2 separate regions of the Homo sapiens genome follow, and region 2 is linked to region 1. Evidence: chromatin loops called from intact Hi-C (ENCODE). Cell type or tissue: B cell. All regions are shown on one strand.

Region 1 (8,000 bases):
TCCCTGCTCAGTCTCTGGGGTAGGAGCCTCAGGAGCCCAGGCTCATCCCTGCTCAAGCTCTGGGGTAGGAGCCTCAGGATCCCAGGCTCATCCCTGCTCAGTCTCTGGGGTAGGAGCCTCAGGAGCCCAGGCTCATCCCTGCTCAGGCTCTGGGGTAGGAGCCTCAGGAGCCCAGGCTCATCCCTGCTCAGTCTCTGGGGTAGGAGCCTCAGGAGCCCAGGCTCATCCCTGCTCAGTCTCTGGGGTAGGAGCCTCAGGAGCCCAGGCTCATCCCTGCTCAGTCTCTGGGGTAGGAGCCTCTGGAGCCCAGGCTCATCCCTGCTCAGTCTCTGGGGTAGGAGCCTCAGGAGCCCAGACTCATCCCTGCTCAGTCTCTGGGGTAGGAGCCTCTGGAGCCCAGGCTCATCCCTGCTCAGTCTCTGGGGTAGGAGCCTCAGGATCCCAGGCTCATCCCTGCTCAAGCTCTGGGGTAGGAGCCTCAGGATCCCAGGCTCATCCCTGCTCAAGCTCTGGGGTAGGAGCCTCAGGATCCCAGGCTCATCCCTGCTCAGTCTCTGGGGTAGGAGCCTCAGGAGCCCAGGCTCATCCCTGCTCAAGCTCTGGGGTAGGAGCCTCAGGATCCCAGGCTCATCCCTGCTCAGTCTCTGGGGTAGGAGCCTCAGGAGCCCAGGCTCATCCCTGCTCAGGCTCTGGGGTAGGAGCCTCAGGAGCCCAGGCTCATCCCTGCTCAAGCTCTGGGGTAGGAGCCTCAGGAGCCCAGGCTCATCCCTGCTCAGGCTCTGGGGTAGGAGCCTCAGGAGCCCAGGCTCATCCCTGCTCAGTCTCTGGGGTAGGAGCCTCAGGAGCCCAGGCTCATCCCTGCTCAGTCTCTGGGGTAGGAGCCTCAGGAGCCCAGGCTCATCCCTGCTCAGTCTCTGGGGTAGGAGCCTCTGGAGCCCAGGCTCATCCCTGCTCAGTCTCTGGGGTAGGAGCCTCAGGAGCCCAGACTCATCCCTGCTCAGTCTCTGGGGTAGGAGCCTCTGGAGCCCAGGCTCATCCCTGCTCAGTCTCTGGGGTAGGAGCCTCAGGATCCCAGGCTCATCCCTGCTCCGTCTCTGGGGTAGGAGCCTCAGGATCCCAGGCTCATCCCTGCTCAGGCTCTGGGGTAGGAGCCTCAGGATCCCAGGCTCATCCCTGCTCAAGCTCTGGGGTAGGAGCCTCAGGATCCCAGGCTCATCCCTGCTCAGTCTCTGGGGTAGGAGCCTCAGGATCCCAGGCTCATCCCTGCTCAGTCTCTGGGGTAGGAGCCTCAGGAGCCCAGGCTCATCCCTGCTCAGTCTCTGGGGTAGGAGCCTCAGGAGCCCAGACTCATCCCTGCTCAAGCTCTGGGGTAGGAGCCTCAGGAGCCCAGGCTCATCCCTGCTCAGTCTCTGGGGTAGGAGCCTCAGGAGCCCAGGCTCATCCCTGCTCAGTCTCTGGGGTAGGAGCCTCTGGAGCCCAGGCTCATCCCTGCTCAGGCTCTGGGGTAGGAGCCTCAGGATCCCAGGCTCATCCCTGCTCAGTCTCTGGGGTAGGAGCCTCAGGAGCCCAGGCTCATCCCTGCTCAGTCTCTGGGGTAGGAGCCTCAGGAGCCCAGGCTCATCCCTGCTCAGTCTCTGGGGTAGGAGCCTCAGGATCCCAGGCTCATCCCTGCTCAGGCTCTGGGGTAGGAGCCTCAGGATCCCAGGCTCATCCCTGCTCAAGCTCTGGGGTAGGAGCCTCAGGATCCCAGGCTCATCCCTGCTCAGTCTCTGGGGTAGGAGCCTCAGGAGCCCAGGCTCATCCCTGCTCAAGCTCTGGGGTAGGAGCCTCAGGATCCCAGGCTCATCCCTGCTCCGTCTCTGTGGTAGGAGCCTCAGGATCCCAGGCTCATCCCTGCTCAAGCTCTGGGGTAGGAGCCTCAGGATCCCAGGCTCATCCCTGCTCAGTCTCTGGGGTAGGAGCCTCAGGAGCCCAGGCTCATCCCTGCTCAAGCTCTGGGGTAGGAGCCTCAGGATCCCAGGCTCATCCCTGCTCAGTCTCTGGGGTAGGAGCCTCAGGAGCCCAGGCTCATCCCTGCTCAAGCTCTGGGGTAGGAGCCTCAGGAGCCCAGGCTCATCCCTGCTCAGGCTCTGGGGTAGGAGCCTCAGGATCCCAGACTCATCCCTGCTCAGTCTCTGGGGTAGGAGCCTCAGGAGCCCAGGCTCATCCCTGCTCAGTCTCTGGGTCAGGAGCCTCAGGATCCCAGGCTCATCCCTGCTCAGTCTCTGGGGTAGGAGCCTCAGGATCCCAGGCTCATCCCTGCTCAGTCTCTGGGGTAGGAGCCTCTGGAGCCCAGGCTCATCCCTGCTCAGTCTCTGGGGTAGGAGCCTCAGGAGCCCAGGCTCATCCCTGCTCAGTCTCTGGGGTAGGAGCCTCTGGAGCCCAGGCTCATCCCTGCTCAGGCTCTGGGGTAGGAGCCTCCGGAGCCCAGGCTCATCCCTGAGCACTCAGCTCTGGGGGAGAAGGGCTGGGGTTCTTTCCTGTAGCTACTTAAGCCCTCAGACTGAATCCACGTTTTCAAGGTTTGTTTTGCCAGCCTGCCTCTCACACAGCATCAGGATTTAGAGCCAAAGGGACACAAGAGATGAGAGCAACTCACTGGGGCCAGTGGGGCTGTGCATTAAGGGAGTACCACTCAATTATTACGGTTCATTCAAATTCCATAAAAGCTGAGTCATTACAAGAGGTTTGGGACCTCTTAAAACTGCCATGAAATATTTAAGCCATATTTGCAGAAAACTTCTGCTTTTCTACTGGAAAATTATATAGAAAATTATAATTTTCAAAATTGCACGAAGGGTGAAGCATCACAGTCTTAGGTACAAGCATTGTCTTCCTTCTTTTCCTTTTTTAAAGTAACAAAGTGTCGGACCAAAAAAAAAAGTGTTTTCAGAATCCGGCCACCCCAGAAGGAGCTGGCCATTTCTCCCACAAAACCCTCAGGAAGGTGCAAGGGCTCGGGGCTCATCAAGACCTGACCAGGCCAACTTGCAGTCAACAAGCTTCCAATGACGGACGCCTTGCAATCTCCTTCACACGTCTGGGGTCCTCTCAAGGCCCAACAGCTGCCAGCTCTGGGGCTCAGGGGACACGTCGGGTGCCATCCTCCCTCCTGGGATGACAGGGAGGCAGGATTCCTGCAAGCAGGAGGAGAAGGCAGCAGCGTAGGGTGGGGGCGCCAGCGGGGAGGCTGTGCACAGAGGGCAGCAGGTGCACGTGATCGAAGGGATGGCGAGTTCCCCGGGCAGTGTCCTGGGGGCAGCTGGGAGCACCACAGGCCCAGAGCAAGGCAGTGGCATGGCCGATGATAGTCAAGTGAAATGCACCCTCAGCCATCATGGGGTAGCACCTGGGGACAGTGAGGAAACTGAAGGGCTGTCACTGGTCCCAAGTGGATGATGGCGGTTTGGACAAGCTGAAGGCAGAGGGGCTGAGAAGAGGGCGCAGGGGTGAGGGACACAGCGGGGATCATGGGCCATCCCAGCTTCACGGACTCTGGAGCTCCTGAGCTTAGTTTGGGACTAGCCATGTCCCCAGGTGGGAGCTGAAGCAGGAGAACATGCAGTGTGATGGCAGAAGGGGCAAGCAGGGCCTGAGCCGAACAGGCTCCAGGAGCCTTGGGGAGGGTCACCTCAGGCTTTATCCCAAGGGCAGTAGGAGCCACCAAGGCTGGAGGCAGGGCAGGGATGCCACTGATGTGCCCTCTGAGACCACTGGCTGCAGCAGAGAACCTGCCAAGCCCAAGTCTTTGCCCACGCTAGACCAGACCCCCAGGACTTTCGTCTCAGGCTTCCTGGGGGTCCACACCTTTGAGGTTACATTGCAAACACAATCACCTGATCAACGCACTTCAGGTTGTCCTTAACCACGTTCTTGCTGTTTTCATCCCAGCGATACGGTCCTGCCAGACGGTCTAGGCAGATGCCCTGAGGCCAGGGTTTCCCTGCAGGGCCTCCCACCCCCAGTGTCTCCAGGTGGACCCTGTGTCTCCTTCCCCCCAGGAGCAACTGGAAACGCTGCGCCAGGCTCTTGAAGAGAGCAGGAGGCACAGCCAAGGTCTGGCCAAGCAGGGGAAGCTGCTGGAAGAACAGCTCACCAACTTGGAGCACAGGTGCCAGAAGGCTGAGGTATCGCTGGAGCCCCTGCGACAGGTGAGGGTGACCAGGAGGGCAGGGTACGCTGTCACCAGGAGGCGGTGAACAGGCCTACAGGGAAGAGGCCCTGTGGTCCTTTGCAGAATCAGTCCCTCAACATGAAGGGAGGCCTAGAGAGATGCTGGAGGCAGGTGAGCAGGCCTGCAGAGACCCAGGCACCATCCAGTCCCCCGCTGACAGATGGGGAAACTGAGCCTGGAGGGGCCCACAGGGAGTCAGGGGGCTGGATTTCTTGCCGTACAGTAAGCACCCCTACAACAGAGGAGTCAGCTGTGGACACGCCGTTTAGGAGAAAATAAGTTGAGGCCAGAGCCAGCCTTAGATGGAACGACCCCGCTCTCAGAAACTCGGGCCCTCCCAATCCCTGGCCCACGCCCAGCGTCTTCGGCCCAGGTGCTCTGCAGGCCGCAGAGGCTCAGCGGCGGGCAGGAGGCGGCCGAGGCGCAGGCGGAGAGGCGCGTCCTGCAGGAGCAGACGGCGGCGCTGCGCACCGAGCGGGCGCGTCTGCAGGGGGAGCTCGCGGCGCTGCGCGCTCAGCTCGCACAGGTAGGCGGCAGCGGTGGTCCTTAGAGAGGAAGGAGGAGCTCCTGGCTGGGGTCCGCAGGGGCGCGGCTGGGAGAGGCGCTGGCCCACGCATGCTTCTGTGTCCTCACCTGCCGGCGGGGTGGCACTAAGCTCAGGGTCAGGACGCCCGCAGGTGGCCACAGCCCTGCCAGTGGTGTCGTGTGCGCCCTGCCTTGGCTCTCCCTGGGGAGGCACCATGGGTGGGGGCAAATCCCCGGCTTTGTCTCCAGTGTCTGAGCCCAGCTTTGCTGGAAACCGAGTGGCCTGACACATCACACACCCCAGAGCCCCAGAGGCCCCTGCTCATGGTGGAGATAGCCCCTCCCCAGGGGTGTGCCCTGCGGCTGGAGCAACAGGTGGGCCAGCCTGTGCAGGTGCCCCACAACCTCCCCTCTCAACGCTCACAAGGATAGTGGCCCCTGAGCTCCCGGTAGGGCCTGGGCAGACAGGGTGAGAGACCAGGAAGAGCTCAGTGGTCAAGGGGTGAAGTGACGGTCATCACCCAGTCCTGTCATCCCCCGGCCTCCCCGGTGCAAGACAGGGTTTCCAAGCCCAAAGGTCAGACAAACGTAGACCACTGTGTCCAGGGGTGGGCCGCAGAGGTGAGGCCAGGTGGAGGCACCCTGCTGGCGGGTGGGTGATCCAGTGGTCCTGGCCACTGAGCTCGGACCCTGGACGCAGGTGGACCTGGCTTCCACGCATGAAACCAGACGGAGCAGAACCATTCGCGGGGAGATGAGGGGCGCACAGCCGCCAGGTCGACTGATAGGGAAACAGCCCAATAAAGAGGAAATGGCATTCCAGGAAGCAGGCAGAGCTTCTGGGAGCCTGCACCCCAGCCGTCACTCTGGGCCCACCGAGGAGGAGCCTGCTATGTACAACACCCCCTCCCCATCACCTGAGAGGCAGCTCTCTTGTCCTCTGTGAGCATTCCACACACACCCAGGCACTCACTCCACACACACCCAGGCACTCACTCCACACACACCCAGGCACTCACTCCACACACACCCAGGCACTCACTCCACACACACACCCAGGCACTCACTCCACACACACACACCCAGGCACTCACTCCACCACACACACACACCCAGGCACTCACTCCACACACACACCCAGGCACTCAATCCACACACACACCCAGGCACTCCACACACACACACCCAGGCACTCACTCCACACACACCCAGGCACTCACTCCACACACACACCCAGGCACTCAATCCACACACACACCCAGGCACTCCACACACACACACCCAGGCACTCACTCCACACACACCCAGGCACTCACTCCACACACACACACCCAGGCACTCACTCCACACACACACCCAGGCACTCACTCCACACACACACACCCAGGCACTCACTCCACACACACACCCAGGCACTCACTCCACACACACACACCCAGGCACTCACTCCACACACACACCCAGGCACTCACTCCACACACACACACCCAGGCACTCACTCCACACACACACACCCAGGCACTCACTCCACACACACACCCAGGCACTCACTCCACACACACCCAGGCACTCACTCCACACACACACCCAGGCTCTCACTCCACACACACACCCAGGCACTCACTCCACCACACACACACACCCAGGCACTCACTCCACACACACACCCAGGCACTCACTCCACACACACACCCAGGCACTCCACACACACACACCCAGGCACTCACTCCACACACACACCCAGGCACTCACTCCACCACACACACACACCCAGGCACTCACTCCACACACAAACCCAGGCACTCACTCCACACACACACCCAGGCACTCCACACACACACACCCAGGCACTCACTCCACACACACACCCAGGCACTCACTCCACCACACACACACACCCAGGCACTCACTCCACACACACACCCAGGCACTCACTCTACACACACACCCAGGCACTCACTCCACACACACACACCCAGGCACTCACTGCACACACCCAGCACACACACCCAGGCACTCACTCCACACACACCCAGACACTCACTCCACACACACCCAGGCACTCACTCCACACACACCCAGCACACACACCCAGGCACTCACTCCACACACACCCAGGCACTCACTCCACACACACACACCCAGGCACTCACTCCACACACACACCCAGGCACTCACTCCACACACACCCAGGCACTCAGCACACACCCAGGCACCCACTCCACACACACCCAGGCACTCACTCCACACACACCCAGGCACTCACACTGGGGGTCTCACTGCCCCCCACAGCAGGGTCTGGGTGCATGCAGGGCCCCCACCTGGCAGGTGAGGGCAGAGTGGGCACATGGCCCCAGCCCACGGGGTGGCCTCACACCGATCCCTCTTTCTGTTCATCCTCCTCTCCTTGATGCCGGCCTCTCAAGCTGTCTGCACAGTTGGGCTCCTCCCTGATGGGGACATGGTGGCTCTCCAGGGCTTCAGGGCTGGACACTGCCCTTTCTACAGCATGCGTTGTTTAAATGACTCCAGGGCACCATCAGTGTCCTGCACCGCGACTGGCTCACAAACGGGGCTGAGTGGAGAGGGTGGTGCATCACATGGGCACATGGGCACAGCTCCCACCCACCCTGTGGGTCCAAGGTGCAGGGTGGGGTAGTCCTGGTGGCCTGAGGCCAGAGTCCCCGCGGAAGCTGTGCCCACCTCCCTCTGGACCGGATGCTTTTGGAGGGGCTGCCTCCAGCTCGGCATCCATGGGCCCTGTTGCCCACTACCCAGGCCTCCTCATGGCCCCTTGACCCCAGAGCCCCACACCCACCCCCTCCCAGCTACTCTCCTGCCACCCTTGCTCATGCAGCCTCAGAGTGGCCGCCAAGATCAAGGAGAGCCAGAGGTCAAGGTAACCTGTGGGTCACCCAGCTGTAGGGACAGGCCTGGAAAGCCGAGCCGGTGTTGCCGGCTCCACGACCCATCCACAAGCTCCCACCTCCAGCGTCCTGGGGGACTCGAGCTTGTTCTCCTTGGGAAGTTTGTTCACCATCCCAGGCTGGATGGCGCAGGGGGAGGGGTGGGAAGGGCAGGTGTCTTTGGACTTCCATCCGTGGAGCCTGGGGGACAGCCCCTTGTCCCTCTGCTGTGTGCTGCTGAGGCCCTGCAGGAACAGGGAAGGTGCCCACACAGCCACCCAGGCTGGCCCTGCAGAGTGGGCTGCACCAGCTGTGGGCCCAGGGTTCTGATGCCCTCACAGCCCCCTTCTGGGAGT
Region 2 (8,000 bases), 59 kb after region 1:
ACCAGGCCAGGATCAGGGTCAGACAGGCACCAGAGCCCGGATGGGAGCCCGCTGGGGATGTGGTGGGGCCGTCAGACCCCCTCTCAGCCCAGGACCAGCTTGAGGGGAACGTGAAGTGCTTCTGGGGTCAGATGGGCTGGCTGTGGGGCAGGAAGGGCACAGCCACACGGTCCCTGCCGCTCCCTGCGGCTGCTCCTGGACGCTGTTTCTCTCCTGCCCCTGCCTTCAGGGAAAGGGGGTCTCACAGCCTAGGTGGGGCCTGGAGTCCCTCTCCATCCTCACTGCTGCTACCAAACCTCAGCTTGCCCTCCCAGTTCAGAGCCCAGCTCTTTCGAAGCAGTTGTCATCAGAGTCAGCCTCTACTTACTGCCCTTCCCCCGGCACCTCTTTAGGCCCCTCACCCATGCCCTTCACCCACCTGGTAAAGAAAGGTGGACCCCCCCCCAATTCCTGCTCTCCATCTCACCATAGGGCTCTGCTCAGGGAGCTTTGCAAAGGGAGCCCCTAAAATCAAAGCACCGTGACCTGCTGCTCCCCACCCAGCTCAGCCAGGTGTGCGTGTCCTGTGTGACAGTCGCTTACAAAAACATGTAATAGATTGTTTAGATCAATGCATTCAAATAGTGACTATATCAATATCTCAATCTAGAAAAAAACAATTCTTATCAGATATTTATGGTCATGGGAGGTTTTTTAAAGTACTTCCTTCCTGTGTTTACACATATTGGTATTGGAGAGAGCTATAGTTGAATGGCAGTAAGGGACTTTTGCACCTGAAAGTACATTAGAATGAAGTTCTGCAGGAATGCAATGGAAATGTGACTTCAAGGTCCAAAGCAGTGAAGCACAATTCCCACCTGGCGAGATGGGCTTGCCAGTGTGTTTACAGATCACACATAGGTGACAGCACAGTGACCCCAGTTATCCCTTGCTCCCCGAGCCCTGCCACTGTCTTCCCACAGCCAGTGTCGGAGCAAGCTCCATTCATAGGAGCCTTTCTTCATCCAGAAACTCCTGCCCTGCTTGCCCACGTGCTCTCAACGTGAGACGGGTGGGAGTCGGGCTTCTGTGGCATTGGTGCCGTGGCAGACTCAGCCCTGCAGGCGTCTGTCCCTTGGTAAAGGCCAGGGAGGCTGGCAGGATCTCCTTCCTCTTGCTCAGTGCTCTCCCTGTGCGGTGCTGGCCAGGGGCCTGGCTGCGGGAGGACCCAGGCCTATGATGAGGGTCCCCAAGGGTGACTGGGCAGAGCTTCCCAGGAATGGGCTGCTCCTCGGCTATGCCCCAGGCTCCAGGAGCCCCTCTGTGATGTGCAGCCTGGTGAGGTCCCCTAAGAGGGCTTGAGGCTTGGCGCCAGGAGGCTGGTTCAGGTCTTGGGTCTGCAGCATGTCAGTTGTACGTGTGGCCTCGGACCGTGAGCCTTCACTTTCTCAGTGCAGCTGTGGCACAAGCCTTGGGTACAAGCCTTCCCGCCTCGACCCCCCACAGGGGCTCCCTGATCTTGGAAGCCACCTTGGCCCCCAGAACCCATAACAGCAGGGGCGCCCGCAACTAAAGGCTAGGGTGTGCATGCTCCTCCACCTAGCGGAGTTGGGGTCAGGGAGACAGGGATCACCATGTCCCATCAGCCACCAAAGGGCTTTCACACCTCCTGGGGGAGTAGTCAGGCCCTCCTGTCTCCTTCCTATGCCAAAGAGAGGGCCCCACCATTCCCCCATGACTCCAGGGAGGGACACACGCTTTGGCTATCACTCTTGTTTCTGAGTTTGTTCTGGGTATGAGCTGTCAGTAAGACAGGGGATGTGGTTCTCCTCTGCGTCTGGCTCTGCTGGCCAGGGCAAAGGAGAGACCTGGGATGTGTGGGCCAGGTGCTCTGGACTCAAGGAGGGCCAGCATCCGGTGAGGAGGGAGGGCAGAGGGTGGGCTCCCCTAGCTCACTCCCACTCAGTAACTGGGGGCCAGAGTCCCTTTGCCCTGGCCGTTCCTGCACAGGCCACTGCCTGCCCCACCCAGCCTCTCGCCCCAGGGGCCACTCCTACACCCTGGGTGCTGCACACCCTTCCAGGCTCAGTCACAGCCTGCATCCTTGACCACAGCTCTTCTCACAGTCCACTTGGAATAAGAGCCACCTAGGGAGGGACCATCCCCCAAGAGTGGGAGTGATTTCCATGCACCCCCATTTGCCCCTGCCCAGCATACACACCCATCCCTCCATCCCAGGTTTGCTGAATTAGACCCAGTTCAGACAGAGCTTCGGGTGGCCAGTCAGGACTGCCTGGCCAGGCCTCTTTCTTGCCTGTCGCCCGCTCAGAAACCTGCCTGCCAGGCCCCCCTGCAATGTAAGCCAGTTGGGGGTGGGGCTCAGTGTACGTCCCAGGGGTTTCTGTCCCCTCAGGTAACCATAACTGGGAGTCCATCGTCCTGTCTACACCTCCTCACTCTAGCCCAATCCCCCTGTGACACCAAAGAGTGTCAACATGGTGGCCAGTGCCAGGTGGAGAATGGCTCTGCGGTGTGTGTGTGCCAGGCCGGATACACCGGAGCAGCCTGCGAGATGGGTGAGTGGCCTGGCTTCGGATTGGAGAGGGGCTCCTGCCCGTGGCCAGGTGCTGGGCACAGGGTGGTTGTGGCCTGGCTCAAGCCAAGCCCGCACCTCTGCTGCCCCTCAGATGTGGACGACTGCAGCCCTGACCCCTGCCTGAATGGAGGCTCTTGTGTTGACCTAGTGGGGAATTACACCTGCTTGTGTGCCGAGCCCTTCAAGGGACTTCGCTGTGAGACAGGTAACTGGCCAAGTGCCTGCAGGCCACCATGGCTGATGGTGGCTTTGTGCCGTGAACACCCCCATAGCCACTTTCCCCTTCCTTCCTTGCCATCTGACTCACCTCACACCTGTCTCTGGGGTGGGAGGATGCCTCTGCCCCCTTCCCACTCCCCAGCGCTTCCCGCTCAGCCTGGATCCTAAGCCACCAACTGCAGGGAAAATAGGAAGCAAAAGATGGATGCTGCCTCCAGGGTGCTGTGTGAGGCTGAGCAACCCCTTCCCCTCTCTGGGCCTTGGTTTCCATCTGTGAAATGCCAGGAGGGATGACAAAGTTCACAAGTCTCCTCTTCCAGCCTGGGTGACTCTTGACTTTTTTAACATCTTCCTCTCCTACTCTAGAACCCTCAGCACACAAGGGAAAGTAACGGGAATCAGAAAGAAAACTGACCTTTCACTATTTTCTATTCTATTTTGTGTTGTTTAACTGCTAGTTGTGACTTGTTAGAGGAATTAAAAGGCCAACTGGAGATTGCAGCCTACAGTATAAAAATGGCTTTCGTGTCTGATTGTTGCACCTGCCTCCAGAGGCTCACCCACTGTGCCGACTTCTGTGGACGCACCAGGTGCTGCTTCTCTCCAGGGAGATGCTAAAGACAAACTATTCAGGTTATTTTTAGTTTAAAAAATTCAGGAGGAAATTCTGTTTTACCCGTAAGACACAGAGGGTCATGGGCCCTCCATCAGTCTTTGCCGAGTGCATGGGAGGCCAGGGTGTGTCCTGAGGGGAGGGTGGGGCAGGAGCGGGAGGAGGCAGCCTCACCTATTTGGCTGCTTTAAAGTCACTGTTCCGTGTCACAGCTCACTTTGCCCAGATTGTTATCTAAATATCAATGTATTTCACTAAATTCATGTCAGGAAACGGATAAGTGGTTTCAAAAATTTTTTGCAAATAAACCGTGTTTTCTACAGAATAATGATGCAAGTAGAGTGAATAATAAGAAACAGACTGGCCGGGTGTGGTGGCTTATGCCTGTAATCCCAGCACTTTGGGAGGCTGAGGCGGGCGGATCACTTGAGGTCAGGAGTTCAAGACCAGCCTGGCCAACGTGGTGAAACCCCATCTGTACCAAAAATACAAAAGTTAGCCAGACGTGGTGCTGCATGCCTGTAATCCCAGCTACTCGGGAGGTTGAGGCTGGAGCATTGCTTGAACCCGGGAGGCAGAGGTTGCAGTGAGCTGAGATCGCACCACTGCACTCCACCCTGGGTAACAGAATGAGTGAGACTCTGTCTAAAAAAAAACAAAAGAGGAAGAAGAAAGAAACAACAGACTGACGGTGGTGCTAACGTAATGACTGATTGACTGTATTACAAGGCGCAGATGCTGACAGTCTAATCAGGTCTGACAGGAAGTGGGCCACAAATTGGACACTACAAAAAAGAGTCTCTAGTCTTCTGCTTCTGGCCAACAAGAATTAACTGCTCTTGGAATTTCCCTCTCACCATCAACACCTAGAAAAACAGACAAAATCTGTGAAACCCTTTTCAGCCATTAGACAACAGACAGCACAAGCCTGTCACCCCTGAGAAAAGGGAATCAAATGAGGTGAGCCCTACAATTGCCCCAGATTCTGCCTGGGGCAGTTTCCACTCCACTGTGCTGGGAGGAGGAACTGAGAGTCCAGCAGTCCCTTTGAATTGAGGAGACAAAGATCCTAGTTCAGTGGCTACAGGATGGTGCTCCTGAGGCAGGAGGGAGCATGAGATCAAGAGGAGACCTCCCTGAATTTTGGCTTATTATTATCAGGCTCAGGATGAAATCTGCAAGGCTGGGGAAAGAACCACTAGAAAGCAGTAAGTCAAACACTTCCTGGAGCTCAAACAGGGCTGGGAGTCTATTGCATAGAGTCCTCAGTGGGGTGTCACTTTAGTAGTGCTGAACTAAAGACTAATGTCGACCTGCCCTAACAGATCTTAAAGAAAGCTTAAAAGGATCAAACTGATCCTAAGTCATTGAGCCATGTGCCAGAATAAAATCCTATACTCCTCAACAGGAGTATATCAATAATACAACAGAATCCAGAACTCCAAAATACCCAGTCAAAAATTATCAGGTCTACAAAGAAGTAACATATAACTCACAGTCAGGAGAAAAATAGATCAATAGAAACAGGCACCAGAAATGACAGAATTAGCAGATACAAATGTTTAATTATCTATTATGAATATGCTCCTATAATCAAGATTGTTGAGGGGAAAAAAACCTAATGAGAAGTAGAAGGTATTTTTAAAAACTTGTAGAAATGAAAAATATATCTGAGTTTTTAAAATACACTGAATAGTATTTACAGCAGGTTAGATATTGCAGAAGGAAAGATCAATGAACCTGAAGAGTGAAACAGAAACAATTCAATATGCATCACAGAGAGAATAAGACTAAAAGAAAAAGAAGAGATCTTCAGCAACCTGCAGAACGATATTAGGGTAATAGGATCCACGTATCTGGAGTCTGCGAAGGAGGATGGAGAACAGTATCAAGCAGCCTGGGATCCACGTATTTGGAGTCTGTGAAGGAGGATGAAGAACAGTATCAAGCAGCCTGGGATCCATGTATGTGCAGTCTGCAAAGGAGGATGGAGAACAATATTAAGCAGCCTGGGATCCACGTATTTGGAGTCTGCGAAGGAGGATGGAGATGGGTGTGGAAAGGAGTGTTATAGAAAAAGTATGTGAAGAAATAATACCCAAACATTTTCCACATTTGATGAAAACTAAAACCCACATTTCCAAGAAAAGCATGAAGAAAACCATGCAAAGCCATACCATAATCAAATTGCTGAAAACTAATGATAAAAAACCTCAAAAACAGCCAGAGGAAAAAGCCACATTACATACAGCGAAACAAGAATGAAACAGACTTCTCGTCAAAAACAATGCAAGCCAGGAGACACTGGAGTAACACCTTCAAAGCACTGAAAGAAAAAACCATCAACCTAGTGTACTGTATTACCAGCAAAACTACATTTCAAAAGTTAAGCTGAAATAAAGACTTTTTTACACAAACAAAAATGAAGAGCATTCATCACCAGCATACCTGCATTACAAAAAAATGTTAAAGGAAATTATTTAGTCAGAAGCAAAAAAAAACTGGTACCAAGGGAAAATCTGGATCTACACAAAAGAATGAAGAGTGTTAAAAATGATAAATATGTGGGTTGAAGACTTTTTAATCCCTTTAAAGAAAAATTTTAAAATAATAAAACTTACATGCAGAAATAAAATAGATGACTCCAATAACATAAACCAAGCTGTGCAAACTTTTTCTGTAAAGGGCCAGAAAGTAAATACTTTTGGCTTTGTGAGCCATATGGTCTCTATCACAACTCAACTCTACCATTGTAATGTGAAAGCAGCCAGCCATAGACAATATGTAAATGAATAGGTATGGCTGTGTTCCAATAAAACTGTACTTTTAAAAATTGATGGCAGGCAAGATTTGGTCTGTGGGTTATAGTTTACCAACTCCAATGTAAAAGATAAGAAGAAATGGAAGTATAATATTGTAAGGTCCCTATATTACATAAAGTGGTATATACTGTTTGAAGGTAGGCTGTGTAAGTAAAAGATATACATTGTAAACCCAAAACAAGTGAAAAATAATAATAAAGAATTACAGCTAATAAACCAATTGTGGAGATAGAAATTGAATCCTAAAAATACTCAATCCAGAAGGCAGGAAGAGAGGAAAAAAAGAAAGAAGTGGGACAAGTAAAAGCCGATAGCAAGATGATAGGTTCAGTCTAGTCATATTGGTAGTTACATTAAAATGTAAAATGATTAAACATACAAATAAAAGGCAAAGATTGTCAAATTGAATTGAAAAGCAATACCCAACTATATGCTGTCACAAGAACCCACTCTAAGTATAAAGACACAGGTAATTGTAAAGTAATAGAATGGGTTTCTGGTTCTGAAAAAGATAGAGTAAGCACAGTCTACCCCTGTCTCTCCCCCACTGAATACAGCTACAATCCTGGACAGAATGCATGGAGTAGCTGTCAGAGGACTCTGAAAAGTAAATAGTAGCAGGTGGATTGGGGAAGAAGACCAAGCTTCGAAGTACCACCAAACCAGTGGTGAGTTTACCATTTTTTGTTTTTTGCTTTGGTATCCCCCCAGCCAGGACTCAAAGCCACCTCAAAACCAGAAGTGGGCATCCACACGGACAGAAAGAGTGCTCCAGGAGAAGCCCTCTAGTCCAGCTTAAGAAGCAGGGCTGACAGTGCAGAAGTTGGGGAATCCTCAAGTGCCCTTAAACTGCGAAGGAAGAAACCTTCCTCTCCAGTTGGAGGTGCTGTGGTTTCAAAGGGGTTGGGTATTGTTTTTCCCTTTCCTGTTGTTTTTCCCTTTGTCTGTCATCCCATTACTTGGTCCCAGCCATGAATGCCATCATTATAAAAGTGGCAAGGTAGGGAAATAAAAGCCGCAGCGTTTTTGCCAGAGGACTGAAAAAGGTAGCCCCAGAAAACTGGAAAGTACTGGGGAAACTGGAGGGTGAATCTTGGGACAGCAACTCCATAAAGTTACTTATGAACTCCTGAGCTCCCCCAAGTTGAAGGAATCTGTGTAATCTGATCTAAATTGTATTGACAATACCATTTATAATAGCTCCTCTCAAATTGAAAGACTTTAGTATAAATCTACTAAAACATTAGAGAATTTGCATGCTGAAAAACTACAAAGTGCTGATGAAAGAAATCAAGATCAAGTAAATGGACAGACATACCATGTTCATGGATTAGAAGACTCAACGTAGTAAATATGGCAGTGCTCTCTAAATTGATTTATAGATTTAACATGATTCCAACAGAGGTCTCAGCAGAATCTTTTGTAAATGTAGACAAACTGCTTCTAAAATTTATATGGCAAGAAAAAGAATTTAGAAAACCAAAACAATTTTGATGAAGAATAAATTTTGAGGAATCACACTACTGAGTATTAAGATTTACTGTAAAGCCACAGTGATCAATTCAGTGTGATATTGGCAAAGGGACTGACACATGGATCAATGAAACAGGAGAGGAAATTCAGAATTAAGCCCAAACAAATATAGCCAATTAATTTTTGAAAAAGATTTAAATCCAATGGAGAAATGATAATCTTTTCAACAAATGGGGTTGAAACAATTAAATATCCTTATATGTATAAAAAAAAAACCTCAACTTCAACCTCACACCTT

Evidence for each region. Hi-C counts contacts between places; a loop is a spot of excess contacts. Peaks named below come from ENCODE experiments on the same cell type or tissue, not always from the same donor. Only the 100,000 strongest peaks of a DNase experiment are listed, where the experiment ranks them.
Region 2: a loop joins it to region 1, with 5 times the contacts of the local background. A loop is called at or near these places in 8 of 110 quality-filtered maps.

What each region holds. Positions count from the first base shown.
Region 1 is chr2:240,978,840-240,986,839 of GRCh38, forward strand. CROCC2 (ciliary rootlet coiled-coil, rootletin family member 2) reads left to right here. Exons shown (of 32, transcript NM_001351305.2): 28 at 4,041-4,190. TANAR (TWIST1 associated long noncoding RNA regulated by androgen receptor) reads right to left here and starts at 7,298. Exons shown (of 2, transcript NR_186276.1): 1 at 7,060-7,298; 2 at 2,676-4,846. RefSeq lists enhancers at 4,516-5,023, 4,783-4,862, 4,873-4,992, 5,024-5,530 and a silencer at 4,543-4,702. In B cell, CTCF peaks have their summits at 4,722 and 4,921; a DNase peak (open chromatin) is centred at 4,702; H3K27me3 peaks cover 1,043 bases.
Region 2 is chr2:241,037,634-241,045,633 of GRCh38, forward strand. SNED1 (sushi, nidogen and EGF like domains 1) reads left to right here. Exons shown (of 32, transcript NM_001080437.3): 7 at 2,442-2,555; 8 at 2,667-2,780. The region is part of intron 1 of SNED1-AS1 (SNED1 antisense RNA 1); the gene reads right to left. It also overlaps a transcript of MTERF4 not described here. Among named protein-coding and RNA genes, the nearest start is that of SNED1-AS1, 22 kb to the right of the region's middle. RefSeq lists enhancers at 3,726-3,775, 4,226-4,455. In B cell, no CTCF peak of the experiment used is centred here; DNase peaks (open chromatin) are centred at 975, 3,478 and 4,238; H3K4me3 peaks cover 1,750 bases; H3K27ac peaks cover 3,299 bases.